Regions from separate parts of the Homo sapiens genome. Here region 1 is linked to region 2. A link is an interaction called in ENCODE POLR2A ChIA-PET data of the cell type or tissue named here. Cell type or tissue: PC-9. All regions are shown on one strand. Links, peaks and the distances in the headings refer to the core of each region. The heading gives the core; the rest is flanking DNA.

What was found. Peaks named below come from ENCODE experiments on the same cell type or tissue, not always from the same donor. Only the 100,000 strongest peaks of a DNase experiment are listed, where the experiment ranks them.
Region 1: POLR2A ChIA-PET joins it to region 2 with 5 read pairs; 2 of 35 experiments call an interaction of 5 or more read pairs at or near these places.

What each region holds. Positions count from the first base shown.
Region 1 is chr7:86,902,309-86,910,617 of GRCh38, reverse strand. ELAPOR2 (endosome-lysosome associated apoptosis and autophagy regulator family member 2) reads left to right here. Exons shown (of 22, transcript NM_001142749.3): 16 at 617-806; 17 at 2,075-2,171; 18 at 2,847-2,948. Among named protein-coding and RNA genes, the nearest start is that of GRM3-AS1, 100 kb to the right of the region's middle. In PC-9, for the core only: CTCF peaks have their summits at 4,989 and 5,192 (motif pointing right); no DNase peak of the experiment used is centred there.
Region 2 is chr7:87,315,918-87,324,226 of GRCh38, reverse strand. No RefSeq gene overlaps it. Among named protein-coding and RNA genes, the nearest start is that of TP53TG1, 25 kb to the left of the region's middle. In PC-9, for the core only: no CTCF peak of the experiment used is centred there; a DNase peak (open chromatin) is centred at 4,936; H3K4me3 peaks cover 772 bases; H3K27ac peaks cover 396 bases.

The sequences.
Region 1 (8,309 bases), core at 2,004-6,003, 410 kb after region 2:
AAGCTAATCTCTCTATTACCTTTAACTTGTTATACAGTTGAACAGATACACATCATTGAAACTAAGAGTAGGTTAATAAAGACACTTGTAGTGACCAATTATTTAGAATTCAGGTGTTATTCTAGAATTTTGCTGCAGTATGACTTTTGTGCTTTCTTCTTTAGCCTTCACATTACCTTTCTGCTACACATAGGGTCATAAAGGAAAAGGAAGACCAACACTTTTTCTTTGACACTGAAGCTTTCATCAGCAGTTTTCTGGTCTTTTTGCATGCATTGTTACTCTATGAATTGAACATTTCATAGATTACTTTTATTTTCTCAAGTTTGATGACTTTCATTTATCACAAATGATGCTTGTACTGGGAAGAGCAGTATAGTCTTGAATTACTGTATTTGTTATAACTGTAGACTCTGAAGTTTGGTTGAATATTGGACTTTCCTTGAGAGCTTTTAAAAAGTACTGATGGGTGGCTAGGCCTCATACCAGATCAACTAAATCAGAATCCTTGCAGTGAGGAGAGAGCCACTGCTCTTCTAGGGTCACTAGCTAGTCAAGATTAAGTTTAGAGATTGACATCCAATAAAACCTTTCTTTTATGACTTTATTTTCCTAGGGGAAGAAGATGGCTCTCTGTACCAACAATATAACAGACTTTACAGTAAAAGAAATAGTGGCAGGGTCAGATGATTACACAAATTTGGTAGGGGCATTTGTATGCCAGTCAACAATTATTCCTTCTGAAAGTAAGGGTTTCCGAGCAGCCTTATCATCACAATCCATCATTCTGGCAGATACATTCATAGGTAAGCTTCCTTTGGTTCATATATGCATGCATACATTTATTCTTAAATTATGCTATGAATAACTTGTCATTGTATTGGTGTTTGCTATAGATGATTAAGGCCCCCACAGGTAATTTTAAATTGTCACTTTGTAAGATGGTTAAAAAGCTCCTACTAGTGGGGACTATTGATTAGTCTCTGAGAAGCTTCTGCATTTATGTATTAATTCATATATAAGTATGACATTTTCTGAGGGTCTATGCCTGTCATCAGACTTTCTAGAACTTTAAGAGGCAAACCAATTTTAAAAATCAAAACTAAAAACAAAATAGGAATAGTAAACAAACACAACTACACCTAAATTATTTATATGCCACCAGTTTCCATCACCTTTTCTCATACCAAAAGGAAGCAGGTGACAAACAGCAAAGGTGAGGGTGCTGAGTTTGATTCCTCATGTTCCCTTTTTGTCTCTGTAGTCCTGGAGGTCATAGATAAGTTTCAAGAAGAATCTAGCTCTCTAATGGGTGATTCTTAGGGATCAAATTTATTATGATCTCTACAGTGGGGCTTAGGAATCTGTGGTTTTAACAAGCTTCATAGGTGATTCGGATGTGTGGCCAGATTTGAGAACATTGCTTATAGTATAGACTCCAGAGGAATTTAGCATTGACTTTCAGCACCAAGGTCAGTTACTGGGGTGGGGGTTGCTCAGATTGGGAACTCTGAAGCAAAGTTTGCTCTTATTGTGTTTTGGCTCTGTTATTTTGCTTACAAGAGGCAGGGAAAAAAAGCCTTAGTTTTCTGCTTACTAGATTAAGCAAATTTCAGAGTTATTTTCTGGAAATTATTAGGGCACAAAATTTTTTGCTTTGTCAAATATGTCTATATTGAATATGAGTAAAAAGCTGTATTAGCAAAGTAGCCTAACTCATTCGATAAAATTCACTGGAGAATGAAAATTTTAATAGACTTTTGAGATGTTAGAGAACTGAAACGAACTTCGTAGATTATCGAATTACTGCTTGCATTAGATTCAGGCAACAAGACCCAGGGAAGTGAAAAGACTTAAGCAAAATTACAAAACTAGGGAGTAGAATCTTTTCTCTTTCATTCTGGAGACTTTGGAAAATTTCTTGTTTTTACCATGAATGCATTAATATAATACAGCATTTCTGTAAATATTGTAAAATGACAGTCATTAAAGCTATTTTCTATTCAAAACTACGGAGACCAAATAAAACTAATTTTCCATATTGCTTAATAGTTTCTTTTTAAATGTCATCTAGGAGTCACAGTTGAAACCACATTGAAAAATATTAATATAAAAGAAGATATGTTCCCAGTTCCAACAAGCCAAATACCAGATGTGCATTTCTTTTATAAGTAAGTGAAGATGCTGTTTCCCTTGACTATATTTTAACCAAAAGAAACTTATATATATGGAACACCAATACTCATATATTTATAATTATGGGTATGTAATCATATACCAGATGTGAGTTCTTATGGCAGAGAAGATCAACTATGTCACCTGAGCATTCCTAGAATGTAGCTTATACTTAATAATTAGTAACTGATTCTTAAATGAAGGATAGTAAAAAGTAGGAAACATGGAATATTTTGAAAGCCTTGTATAATTTCTCGTGTGTGTGTGTGTGTGTGTGTGTGTGTGTGTGTGTATTCACTTACATTGGCAGTAAAGAGACTCTATTTCATTGTCTCGCCAATAATTATTTATAATTCATATATCAAAGCATTGGCCTAAGTAGACATGGTCTTTGTTCCCTTAAGAATATTTTTGATTATAATTTTTATTAAAATTATATCTTTACTAAATACTTTGATGATAACATATCACTTTACCTGGGAAAGTAGTCAACTTTTCATAGGCAATGAAAGTAAATGAGCTGAATTTGTATTAAAATTACAAATTAGTGAACTTTAATACATTTTTCTTTTTCATTTGTTCATGAAGTCTGAGAGCAATTATTCCCATATTTTTGTCTTTGTAATCTGTATTATATCTGTTTTTTAAAAATGTTATTTGGCTTACAATAGGTCTTCTACAGCAACAACATCTTGTATTAATGGCCGATCAACTGCTGTGAAAATGAGGTGTAATCCTACTAAATCTGGAGCAGGAGTGATTTCAGTCCCCAGGTATCCTTATTTCCATATGATTTGTGTTTACCATGAGGAAGAAAAACTCTCCAGAATGTTACTATTTTAAAACATATTCTCTATGAACATAAAGCAGAAAGAAAACAGAACAATCTGTAGGGTTTTTTTTTTTTTTGTAGGGAATGTGCTGAGTGTGTATTAAGAGAAATAGGTCCTTGTACAATCTAAAGACTTCCTAGCCTCTTGTATGACATATTCTTGTCCTGTTTGTGTTAAGTGTCTAATTCTCTTGAAGAAATATAAAATTAATTATATTGCTTGTATCCCTGTATTTATTTTATTGTTTAGCCTGAATTTCCTTGAGAGCTGGATTAGTAGCTTTCCTGATTATGGTACTAGATCAACAATTAACTAGCTGGGTGATCAAGATTAAGTAATCTAACCTCTGAGTCATAGCTTTTTTCTCTGGAAGGGTATGGGGGCCAGGGTAATTTATATTATCGATTTCTAGCTCTTCAGTTTATTGATTAATGGTGGCAGAATCACCAAGGTAAGTCTGACTTATAAAATACATAATGTGCTTCATTTAACACAAATTAGCATTAAGGCAATAGCCCTCTATAGTGAAGATCTGAATAATGCAGTTCGCTTTGGATGGGAAAACAACAAGAAAACAATTTTGTAGGCTCAGAATTGTCAACTTAAATACAGACTGCTTTAATAGCATGAGTGACACTTGAATGCCTCCTCAGTTTTATTTTTCAGATATTCATTTTTCAACATGAAGATTATTTATTACTTTATATTTTATTTTAAAAATTATTATTATTTTTAAATTTTTTGTAGAGATGGGAATCTCCCTACATTGCCCAAGCTGGTCTCAAACTCCTAGCCTCAAGTGACTCTCTTCTCAGCCTCCCAAGCTGGGTTGGGATTACAGGTGTGACCCATTGCACCCAGCCAGATTATTTATTTCTAATCTTTGCTGAGTTAAGATACCTTTGGATCATAGCTTGATTTGCAGATTTTTTTTCTCTATCAAATTAGCAAAAGTATATATTTTTAAAGAGAAAATGATTATATTAATTTTGTTTTTGATAGTTTCACAGTAACCCTTGGGAGATTTTAACCTGTCCTGCTTATGTCACATCAGGATTGGAAATCAGTGGTGTAAGCATTGCTTCAACTACTTATGTATCCTAAAAATAGTTACAGGGGTAACACAGTATTTTGGGCTTATTTTTGGGCATAAAGGCATACTGACATTCTCTTTTCACCAACTGCGTGTTTCCACTTCTCATAGACCTATGATTTAATTATTCTTTTTACCTGTTCAAGGTGAGAGATGGATGCAACAAGAGTAGTACCTAATAATAATAAAAGGGCATCCTGTGGTAGAGGATCCCTCTGCCAGCCTCCAAGCTAGAACCAAGGCAACAAGCCACCCTCCAAGGAAAGGTGTGGTCAGAGATTCTAGCAATAAAAGAGTGTGTCTTTCATCATTTTCTAATATGCCATCATACAGTTCTGAGTTCAGGTGCTTATTCTATTTACTACAGCACATCTGGGGGCCATATTGTGAACCTAACAATTAACCTGTAGTCTCTGGGAGTCTACTTCAATAGCTTCCAAAGCCTCCTCCAGGCCTCTAACTCAAGTAGATGATGTTAATGAAGATTAGGTCTGTCCTTTAGGAAACACATCACTCTAACTCTCGTAAGGTGTGTTCTGATGCTTTAATTGTAATAAGGAAAATAGTCTCCTGGAGTTAAGCGATGGCATGTAGAAACTGAATTTTTCCTATTTGGAGAGGAAAACTTGTTTCTCCTTTGACCTCCAGGAATCTGCCACTTAGGGAAGTAAACTATCTTTGCCAGGTTTATCAAGATGACCTGCAGCAGAATACCTTGGGGTATCTATTTAAAAAATTAATTTCTGGGCCTTCCCTAAAAATATAGAATCTTAGATGCTGAGCATAGGAACATTTTTAAAAACCACAAGGCAATTCTGATGTCTACTGAAATTTGTGAACCAGATTTTTTCTTAACTCACATTTTGGATTTTTTTTTTTCTGAGACAGATTCTCAAAATGTATTCCAAATTTTAGTTTTATGAAAAGCTAATTTAAAATGTGACAGTCTAAAGGGTGTAGTCCTTCAGCCATGTTTGATAAATCTTCATTTAGAGTTGTGATGCGCACTGAAGTGTGCTGACCACTACTTTAGGGAGCTGCTTGAACACTACAGCTTAAATGTGCTGACCTTTATTTCTTTCTTGAATCAATTTCCCATCAGGGCACAAGGGGGAGCTCGGAGATCAGAACACGAGAAACAGCAGCTTTCCTGAAATTATTAGGTTTTTTTGTTTGTTTGTTTTGGTTTTTTTTTAGCAGTGAGGTTGAATAAATATTTCCTACTGACAGAAAAAAAAAAAAAGTCAACATAGCCCAGTTTCTCAGGCTATTTTTTAAGAGGACTTCTTCTCTTCTCTTCCTCTCTCTCTTTCTCTCTCTCTCTCTCTCTCTCTTTCTCTCTTTCTTTCTTTCTCTCTTTCTCTCTTCTTTCTTTTCTTTTCTTTCTTTCCTTCCTTCCTTCCTTCCTTCCTTCCTTCCTTCCTTCCTTCCTTCCTTCCTTCCTTCTCTCTCTCTGTCTTTCTCATTCATTCATTCATTCATCCATTCATTCATTCATTCTTTCAGCTTTAAGATTTCCAGAGTGGAGGGAGGGAGATGCTAACCAGACACTTGCCTTGAGAAGCTTCATAAGCTGACCAAAAAGTCTCAGAAGGAGACTTTGGTAGTGCAGAAGGAATGCCACCCTCAGGAAATCTCATTTCTTGGCCAAAAATCTTGGCAAGCCAGGCAAAAGTTTACTTTAGCAGTAGCAATGTTGGTTGGGGTTTTATATCTTGGTGTCCTGGGAAAATGTCATAAGATCCCCAGACCTGGGAAAGTGAGAAAGTCTTAATAGAAAGTGAAATGGGCAGGAGAAAGGGGGAAATATGTGTTCTTTGTGTATCACCTGAGAAATTAGAGGGAACAGCAAATTATCTGGGCTGCCTTCTCATCTGCAGCTGGAAACACCAAGCTGTCTATTTGGTCTGGCAAATGTAGTTGGCTTCTAGTTCCATAAAGTGTCTGGAGGGTATGAAACATTTTAGATAAAAACGGTACAGTGTTTGTGGCAGATGTAATCTGACAGCTGGAGTGAAGTTACGAGATTTTCTAGTGTAGTTTGCACCTTGAGCAGAGAATAAACTGCTAGCACAATAGGCTGCTGATATTCCTAAATATTAATAGATGCCCCTAAATAGATGGCCCTCTAGCCTTTGCCTAAAAGGCTTCCCAAACCTCTAATCATTATCTCAGGGAGATAGAGGAACTGAAGGCTCTCCTTTTATTGGGAAGAATTTAGACCTAAGCATTGTGTCCAAAGGGTTCTTTTAAAAACATGAGACATTTCTGTTAGTGAAAATGGTATAAAAAGGCCTTATTAAAAAGCAGATAAAGAGAAGCATTTTTACTCTGATAATAGAGGTGCCACAGCATCCACAAGATCCTTGAGTCAAACACATTGACTTTACAGAGCAGGAAACACTGATGCGCCAGGTTGTATAGCTGCAGTGTGGCATAGTCACGATGGAATAATTTTCTAACTGTGTGGTTTTTTCATGCCATAATGCTCTCATCTTGCCATTTTTTCATCCAATTCCTCATGGGCAGAGATTTGCAAAGAAGCACACTAAGTTAGAGGCAAATATCACACTTACCCCAGAGGATAACTCAACTGACTTACAAGTTATTGGTGCCTTCTTTTAAATGAGTCATCTTTCCTCAAACAGGGTCTTTATTGATGCCACCAGTTAGAGGAAAATCATTTTTTTCTCTCTGTCAACTTCTGACTATATTTAACTGCTTGAGTAGTTTATAAATCAGCCTAAAATTGTTTTGCCAAAACCTCCTTCAAAATCCAAATTCATCTCCATTATCAGTATAGCCTCTGGGAATATTGAATCTCACAAAAGGAACGCTTCACAGTTCTGTCCTGTTATATTCAAGGGTCAAACACTCCAGGGGTTTATTTCACAGATTCCAATTTAGAGTCTCTCTATCAAATTCATCAGATCTATTGGATGCTAATGTAGTATTTTCTTTGGTCTTTGGGGAAGGACTGTTAAAACCAAAATATGTATCCATTTTCAGTTCTTAAGAGACATGGAAGGATGATTGGTAAAATGACTTCCCTTGTTTTCTTTTTCCCTAGAACAATTTATAGACAGATAATAGATATGTAAGTCTGTGCAAGTTAAATTAAAAAGGCAATTTAACTCAAAAGACCAAAACCAAATACGTTCTTAGAATATTAAAAAGTAAAAAGGCATATAGATGCATTATGAGCATAAGTGAAAACAGCTAAAATCCATTTTGATCAAGAAATGAAAAAACTAAAACAGAATTGCTAAAATTATATACTTCAGACACTAATAAGTACTCTTAAGACATGATATAAAAATCACAAACCATTCTTAAAATTTTCAGATCAATTTTGAGATAAGGATGATAATTATTTTATTTCATTAAACAAGATAATCTGAAGAGAAAACTAAGGAATGTCAGTTAATTTAGTTTGTCTCGGTTTTGATCTGATGCTGGCTTTTGGTAGTTAACTCAGGATAGAGTCTTTAGAAAGGGAGGTTTTGCAGGAGAATGATAGAATTTTGTAAACCTGGATCTAAGAACTATGCATAAAAAATCTTATGTTCATATTCAATCTGTTGTGATATTCTTGTAGAAGACACTGGGTTCTTGTCACACATCCAGGAAAGAGTAGGGTTGCAGACACTTTGAAGGGTGAGGGGTTATGGAATTTATTGGGCGAAAAGGAAAAAGACTCAGCCAAGTGAGAGGGGTTCCTGTTAGCAAGCCCCCATCTCACAGACTGAATCCTAGGTTGCCACCCAGGAATAAGAGGGGCCAGACTCCTCCCCCTGCAAAGGGTGCAAACTTCCCAAGGCCCCACCCCATTCTTCCAGTGCCAGTCTGATTGGAGGTTTTCTGTGGAGCCCTTTTTACTTGGCTGTCTCAGTCTGAATGTTTGTGTCTCCCCAAATGCATATGCTGAAATACCATTAATACTGAAGTGATAGTAGTAAGAGATGGTGTGTTGGGAGGTTATCAGCTCATGGTGGCTCTCCCCACATAAATGAGATTAGTGTCCTTATAAAAGAGACTCCAGGCCTGGCGCAGTGGCTTACGCCTGTAATCCCAGCAATCTGGGAGGCCGAGACAGGCGGATCAAATGAGGTCAGGAGTTTGAGACCAGCCTGACCAACATGGAGAAACCCTGTCTCTACTAAAAATACAAAATTAGCTGGGCATTGTGGCGGGCGCCTGTAATCCCA
Region 2 (8,309 bases), core at 2,826-6,825:
ATTTGAGGGTACAAACCCATGGCTGGGCTCAGCTTTAAAAAGTTCTGAGATTCCTGTGGAACAGTTTCATCAAAGATAATATAAAAACCTATGTAAAAATAATTATTCTTGCTGTGCTTTGTACAAATAATCAGGCCAAGTATAAAACTAAAGTTGATTTTGCAAACAACTCAGTCCTATCATGATTTGTTTTTTTAACAAAAATGAGTAGAGACAGAAAAATTATGTTTCAAAACATATCATATGCTTGTCATTAATTCTAATCTCATTGATTGTTTTTAAGTTTTTGCCTACATTTTAAACTAATCCTGCTTATTCCTATAAGCCAACCAGCAATCTCTGGCTGCAGCTCAGAAAGTGCAAAAAGGGATGGGTGATGTACAAATCTGAATATTCTAGTTCTTGGCAATTATCCTACAAATCCTGTCAGGTGATGGGAGTAAATAGGGTACCCATAACCCAGAGGTTTCTTTGGGAAAATAAAACCAAGGAAGTTAACCAAAGCCAAGCCCCTTGCACTCAAATCTTAGTGGGCATAACTGTGGCCACCAGTTATCTGTACATGTCAGCAGCCTTGGGATTTTTAAGCTGTGCTTATCCCCTGCTTGTTTCCTCTAATAACCCAAATTGTTTCTTCTTGCCTAAAGACTATCAAACTCCAAATGGTAATGCAAATGAAACAATACATGGATATGCCTTTCTTCCAGGAATCCTTAGACCAGCCCCAGGAGAAACCCTAGCTGCTGTTCCCCATGCAGTGCCCCTTTCCAGTAGGAAGTAGCTAGAAGAATCATCACCCCATTCCCCCTAAGACCAGTTAGGGTCTCCACCCTTGAGGAGGGAAATAAGACAGGAGAAAGGAAGAAAGAGGTCAGGGAGGCAGTTAAAGTGGGTCATTGGTTGAATTCTTTCAAACAAAAGAACAGCCTGAAGGCACATATAAGGGAACTTGCACAGGGCGGCTTGCCTAAGACATGGCCACAGCCACACAGATAAGAAAGGCTTCACAGGTGACTTGTCCAGACATGCTCAGCAAAGTTCTGCCCCCCTCACACATACTTTGGGGAACAAAGCAATTTGGAGTACCTCAAGCTAAGGGCCCACATGTACACTAGGAGGACAGGGTGGAGCTAGCAGAAATTCATGCTTTATGCAGATGAAATGCCCAGCTATCCTCTTTTATAAAAGCTTTTGCATTCAACTGTAAAAATGGCAACTCTCTTCCAGGCCCCTTCTCAGTGGTGGAGAGCTTTCTTCTTTGCTTATTAAACTTTATTAAACTTTTGCTCCAACCTCACCCTTTGTGTCCATGCTTCTTAATTTTCTTAGTCCTGAGACAAAGAGCTCTGGGTGATACCTCAAAATGAGAGATTGCTACATTGTGGTGCACTGGCAAGACTGTAACATCCCTTAAAGGCAAAAAGAAAAAAAAATAAAGAAAAGAATGCAATTTTTCAAGAGAAGCAGTAAGAAAGAAGGATATGGAAGAGATGAAAATGAGTGGATGGAATGCCAGCAGCACTTTTCTTAAATGCCACTGAAGGGAAAATGCACAGAGAACCCCCACCTAGCAACTTTTAAGTATCCCCATTAAACCACTTTATGAAAAAACACCTCAAAAAACATACTTCAGAATATTAACAATGATGATTACTGAGTGGTAAAACCATGTGTGATTTCTTTCTTTCTACATTTTCATATTCTCCATGTTTTCAATAATAAGACATTTTATAAGTTAAAGCTATCAACAGATTGGGTAATTTTTTTCTTTTTTTTTATTTTGAGACAGAGTCTCACTCTGCCGCCCAGGCTGGAGTGCAGTGGTGCAATCTCGGATCACTGCAAGCTCCACCTCCTTGGTTCACGCCATTATCCTGCCTCAGACTCCCGAGTAGCTGGGACTGCAGGTGCCTGCCACCATGCCCAGCTAATTTTTTGTATTTTTCAGTAGAGAGAGGGTTTCACTGTGTTAGCCAGGATGGTCTTGATCTCCTGACCTCGTGATCTACCCATCTCGTCTTTTTTTAAATTATACATTAAGTTCTGGGGTACATGTGCAGGACGTGCAGGTTTGTTACATAGATATACACATGCCATGGTGGTTTGCTGTACCCATCAACCCATCATCTACATTAGGTATTTCTCCTAATGCTATCCCTGCCCTAGCCCCCCATCCCCCAACAGGCCCCAGTGTGTGATGTTCCCCTCCCTGTATCCATGTGTTCTCATTGTTCAACAACCACTTATGAGTGAGAACATGAGGTGTTTGGTTTTCTGTTCCTGTGTTAGTTTGCTGAGAATGATGGTTTCCAACTTCATCCATGTCCCTGCAAAGGACATGAACTCATCTGTTTTTATGGCTGCATAGTATTCCATGGTATATATGTGCCACATTTTCTTTATCCGGTCTATCATTGATGGGCATTTGGGTTGGTTCCAAGTCTTTGCTGTTATAAACAGTGCTGCAATAAACATACATGTGCATATGTCTTTAGAGTAGAATGATTTATAATCCTTTGCGTATAAACCCAGTAATGGGATTGCTGGGTCAAATGGTATTTCTGGTTCTACATCCTTGAGGAATTGCCACACTGTCTTCCACAATGGATTAACTAATTTACACTCCCACCAACAGTGTAAATGCATTCCTATTTCTCTATATCCTCTCCAGCATCTGTTGTTTCCTGACTTTTTAATGATTGCCATTCTAACTGGAGTGAGATGATATCTCATTGTGGTTTTGATTTACATTTCTCTAATGACCAGTGATGATGAGCTTCTTTTTATATGTTTGTTGGCTGCATAAAAGTCTTATTTTGAGAAGCGTCTGTTCATATCCTTCACCCATTTTTTGATGGTTTTTTTTTCTTGTAAATTTGTTTAAGTTCTTTGTAGATTCTGGATATTAGCCCTTTGTCAGATAAATAGATTGCAAACATTTTCTTCCATTCTGTAGGTTGCCTATTCACTCTGGTGATAGCTTCTTTTGCTGTGCAGAAGCTCTTTAGTTTAATTAGATCTCTTTTGTAAATTTTAGCTTTTGTTGCCATTGCTTTTAGTGTTTTAGTCATGAAGTCTTTGTCCCTGCCTATGTCCTGAATGGTATTGCCTAGGTTTTCTCCTAGGGTTTTTTATGGTTTTAGGTCTTATATTTAATTCTTTAATCCATCTTGAGTTAATTTGTATGTAAGGTGTAAGGAAAAGGTCCAGTTTCAATTTTCTGAATATGACTAGCCAGTTTTCCCAGCACAATTTATTAAATAGGGAATCCTTTCCCCATTGCTTGTTTTTGTCAAGTTTGTCAAAGATCAGATGGTTGAAGATGTGTGGTGTTATTTCTGAGGCCTCTGTTCTGTTCTATTGATATATATATTTGTTTTGGTACCAGTACCATGCTGTGTTGGTTACTGTAGCCTTGTAGTATAGTTTGCAGTCAGGTAGCATGATGCCTCCAGCTTTGTTCTTTTTGCTTAGGATTGTCTTGGCTCTGTGGGCCCTTTTTCAGTTCCATATGAAATTTAAAGTAGTTTTTTGTAATTCTGTGAAGAAAGTCAAGGTAGCTTGATGGGGATATAGCACTGAATCTATAAATTGCTTTGGGCAGTATGGCCATTTTCACAATATTGATTCTTCCTATCCATGAGCATGGAATGTTTTTCTATTTGTTTGTGTCCTCTTTTATTTCCTTGAACACTGGTTTGTAGTTCTGCTTGAATAGGTCCTTCACATCCCTTGAAAGTTGTATTCCTAGCTATTTTATTTTCTTTGTAGCAATTGTGAATGGGAGTTCACTCATGATTTGGCTCTCTGTTGGTCTATTATTTGTGTATAGGAATGCTTGTGATTTTTGCACTTTGATTTTGTATCCTGAGACTTTGCTGAAGTTGTTTATCAGCTTAAGGAGATTTTTGACTGAGACGATGGGGTTTTGTAAATATACAATCATGTCATCTGCAAACAGAGAAAATTTGACTTCCTCTTTTCCTATTTGAATACCCTTTATTTCTTTCTCTTGCCTGATTGCCCTGGCCAGAACTTTCAATACTATATTGAATATCAGTTGTGAGAGAGGGCATCCTTATCTTGTGGCGGTTTTCAAAGGGAATGCTTCCAGCTTTTGCCCATTCAGTATGATGTTGGCTGTGGGTTTGTCATAAATAGCTCTTCTATTTTGAGATACGTTCCCTCAATACCTAGTTTATTGAGAGTTTTTAGTGTGAAGGGGTGTTGAATTTTATTGAAGGCCTTTTCTGCATCTATTGAGATAATCATGTGGTTTTTGTCATTGGTTCTGTTTATGTGATGGATTACGTTTATTGATTTGTGTATGTTGAACCAGCCTTTCATCCCAGGGATGAAGCCGACTTGATCATGGTGGATAAGATATTGATGTGCTGCTGGATTTAGTGTGCCAGTATTTTATTGAGGATTTTCGCATCAATATTTATCAGGGACATTGGCTTGAAGTTTTCTTTTTTTGTTGTGTCTCTGCCAGGTTTTGGTATCAGGATGATGCTGGCCTCATAAAATGCATTAGGGAGGAGTCCCTTTTTTTCTATTGTTTGAAATAGTTTCAGAAGGAACAGTACCGGCTCCTCTTTGTACCTCTGGTAGAATTCAGCTGTGAATACATCTGGTCCTGCTAGCTGCAGGAGTTTTTTTCATACCCCAGTGGCACCTAGAACACCAGCAAGACAGAACCATTCACTCCCCTGGAAAGGGGGCTGAAGCCAGGGAGTCAAGTGGTCTAGCTAAGCAGATCCCACCCCCATGGAGCCCAGCAAGCTAAGACCCACTGGCTTGAAATTCTCACCGCGAGCACAGCAGTCTGGGGTCGACCTGGGACGTTGGAGCTTTGTGGCAGGAGAAGCGTCCACCATTACTGAAGCTTGAGTAGGCGGTTTTCTCCTCACAGTGTAAACAAAGCCGCCAGGAAATGTGAACTGGGTGGAGCCCATCACAGCTTGGCAAAGCCGCTGTGGCCAGACTGCCTCTCTAGATTCCTCCTGTCTGGGCAGGGCATCTCTGAAAACAAGGCAGCAGCCTCAGTCAGGGGCTTATAGATCAAACTCCCATCTCCCTAGGACAGAGCACCTGGGGGAAGGGGCAGCTGTGGGTACAGCTTCAGTAGATTTAAATGTCCCTGCATGCTAGCTCTGTGCAGCAGATCTCCCAGCACATTGCTCCACCTCTGCTAAGGGTCAGACTGCTTCCTCAAGTGGATGCCTGACCCCGTGTCTCCTGACTGGGAGACACTTCACAGCAGGGGCCAACAGACACCTCATATAGGAGAGCTCCAGATGGCATCTGATGAATGCCACTCTGGGATAAAGCTTCCAGAGGAAGAAACAGGCAGCAATTTTTTTGCTGTTGTGCAGCCTCTGCTGGTGATACAAGCAAACAGGGTCTGGAGTGGACCTCCAGCAAACTCCAGCAGACCTGTAGCAGAGGAGCCTGGCTGTTAGAAGAAAAACTAACAAACAGAAAGGAATAGCATCAACATCAACAAAAAGGACATCCACTCAGAAACCCCATCCAAAGGTCACCAACATCAAAGACCAAAGGTAGATAAATCCACAAAGATGGGGAGAAACCAGTGCAAAAAGGCTGAAAATTCCAAAAACCAGAACGCCTCTTCTCCTCCAAAGGATCACAACACCTCGCCAGCAAGGAAAAAACTGGATGGAGAATAAATTGGACGAATTGACAGAAGTAGGCTTCAGAAGGTGAGTAACAATAAAAAGCAAAAAACATGCTAAAGGAGCATGTTCTAACCCAATGCAAGAAAGCTAAGAACCTTGAAAAAAGGTTAGAGGAATTGCTAACTAGAATAACCAAAAAATAAATTTGTACTAAAAATAATTTGTTGGTTATATCTGAAATTCAGATTTAACTATGTGTCCTATAGTTTTGTTGTCAAAATCTTGCAATTCTAGTTATGAACAACGTTGAAGTGTAGGTGAATAATCCTAATTTCACAGTTGATGAAACCAAATGAAACAAAGAGATAAATTCCCCAAAGTCACATAATTGAAAAAGGGGCAGAGACATGATCTGAACCCAGATTTGATTCATTGTCACCTCTTCAGTCTCAGCAACCATGAGCAATGTTGAGAAAATGATAGCAAGGAGATGGAGGCATAATTTGTGGACCTGAGGATGGCACTAGCCACCCCCATATTACATCTACAAATATAAGTGGGCACTACAGAGGCACCCTGCTCACCCCTGCCCAGGCTTCCCCAACACATCTGTGAGTCTCCTCTGAATGAAAAAACCAGCTCCATACTTGACTTCATGTTTGTGTTGGTTTTTGAACTTGCTGAGACCTGTCTGACACATCACTTGCCTTTCATTGTGGCTGTGTTCTCTGAGGTCTTAAATCCAGCCTGCCCTTTAGATCTCAATACCTGGCAGGCCACCTCCACCCAAGCTTCTTGATAGCGCGGGAAGAGGGAGGTAAATGAGAGACCCCAAGACTGGGCTAGCTGGCTGCTGGCTGTTGAGACATTCCCAGCAGAGATTAATAGTATGAATACTAATACAAAGAATAGCTACCATTCATTAATACTTGATAGTATTAATACAATCAGCAGCTTCCCCATCCTTGCACTGCTGAATCTTTTATGTACATTATCACATGTAATCCTCTCAGTAGTCCTAGCAGATGATACTATTATCCCCATTGTACAGGTTTAGGAAAGTGAGCAACTTGCCCCAAATCATCCAACAGAGCTAAAATTCCTGTCTAATTTGGCCTGCCCCCAAGTCTCTGCTCCTACCTTTGATGTACAGCTTTGTCAGCTGTCCCAGAATGTCAGGAAACAACCCAGAGGCTGTGGCTGCTGCTGCTTGCAGCTACTCGCAGCTACTCCAGCTTCCTTGTACTTCAGAGAGCACAAGGAAGGTCAGGAATTTAAATGAGCTCCTCTCTGCCTGGGCTTGCCATCCCTGCATGTGAAGAGGTTGTGGAAGAGAAGCCATCCTCACTTGTGTCATTGCAATTTTTTCTTTCTTTTCTAATTAACCATAGGTGCCATGAGCAGAAAGGTACCTCTTTTTAAAAACCATCCACCAGTTTCCAAAGTATCCTGTCCTCTAGGATAGGCTTTGTGCCTCTTGCTGCCCCCAGGGTGAATGAATAGGATCTTATTATTTGGATTTTTACTTAGTGAGTAAAGTAAATACAATTTACTTATAAACAAGTGCTGCAGCTAACTCTTTGGCAATCAAAGCACAAGATGAAACTTGAGTTCTGTCATGCCAAGGACTCCAGGATGAGTCACTCTAACTCCATATCAAATCAGGAAATAAGCATAAACATTGTATTAAGAATACAAAAAGAATTTAGTTAGATTCATCCTCTTATTTAAGAAGTTGGAAACTTTTCATCAGAAGAGCGCCATGGAAAGGAAAGTCCAGGGAATAAAGGATAGTGTTCAAAGATAGTTACTGATACTGACATAAGACTTCCTAGAATTTATAGCTGTATTTTGAGGGAGTGTTTAGGAATAAATCTTTCCATTTATGAATGTTTGTTGTCATGGTTAAATTTATAAAGTGTCAAAAACCCATTTTAGAAAATGCTGGTCCAGACCCTTGCTACTCACTGTGGTCCAGGAACAAGTAGTATTGATGTCACCTGGGAACTTATTAGACTCTAGGGCCTCACCCCAGAACTACTGAATCAGAATCTTCAGTTTCACAAAATCCCCAGGTGATTTCTATGTAGTAGTCTAGACTGGCAAATAATAGCAGCTGGGAGTTTTGGTGGTCAGTGGAACCTAAAGTGATACTGAGGCCCATCCTGAAAGAAGTTACTGGGCAGGCAAGGGGAGTAGGTGGACTTTCCGTGGAGTGAATGGCCTGCAGCAAAAGGGTAGGTGGCACTTCCAGCTGGGCAGGGGACTCATATCTGTGGCAGCAACGCTTCCTTTTATTGAGTCCATTATGCCTAGTGAGGGAAGCCTGCTGAAATAATTTAACCAACTTCTGCAGATTCACTGCCCCATATGGTCCACTAACAAAACCTTTCTATATTTTCAGAACTGCTACAGATTTTGTGTGTGTATGTGTGTATACATGTACATACATGTGTACACGTGTGTGCATATATATGTAAAATAATTGCAATATTATGATTGTGAGAAAGGTGCCGATTTGCCTTTTTAAAGCCACACTTTCAGCCAATAAAACAAAAAATTCCCTGAAACATTTCAACCCAAAATTTCGTTTTCAGAAACCAGATACCTATCTAAGTTATAGAACTGACATTTAGAAGTGCTTATAAATGAGCTTCTAAATGAAAA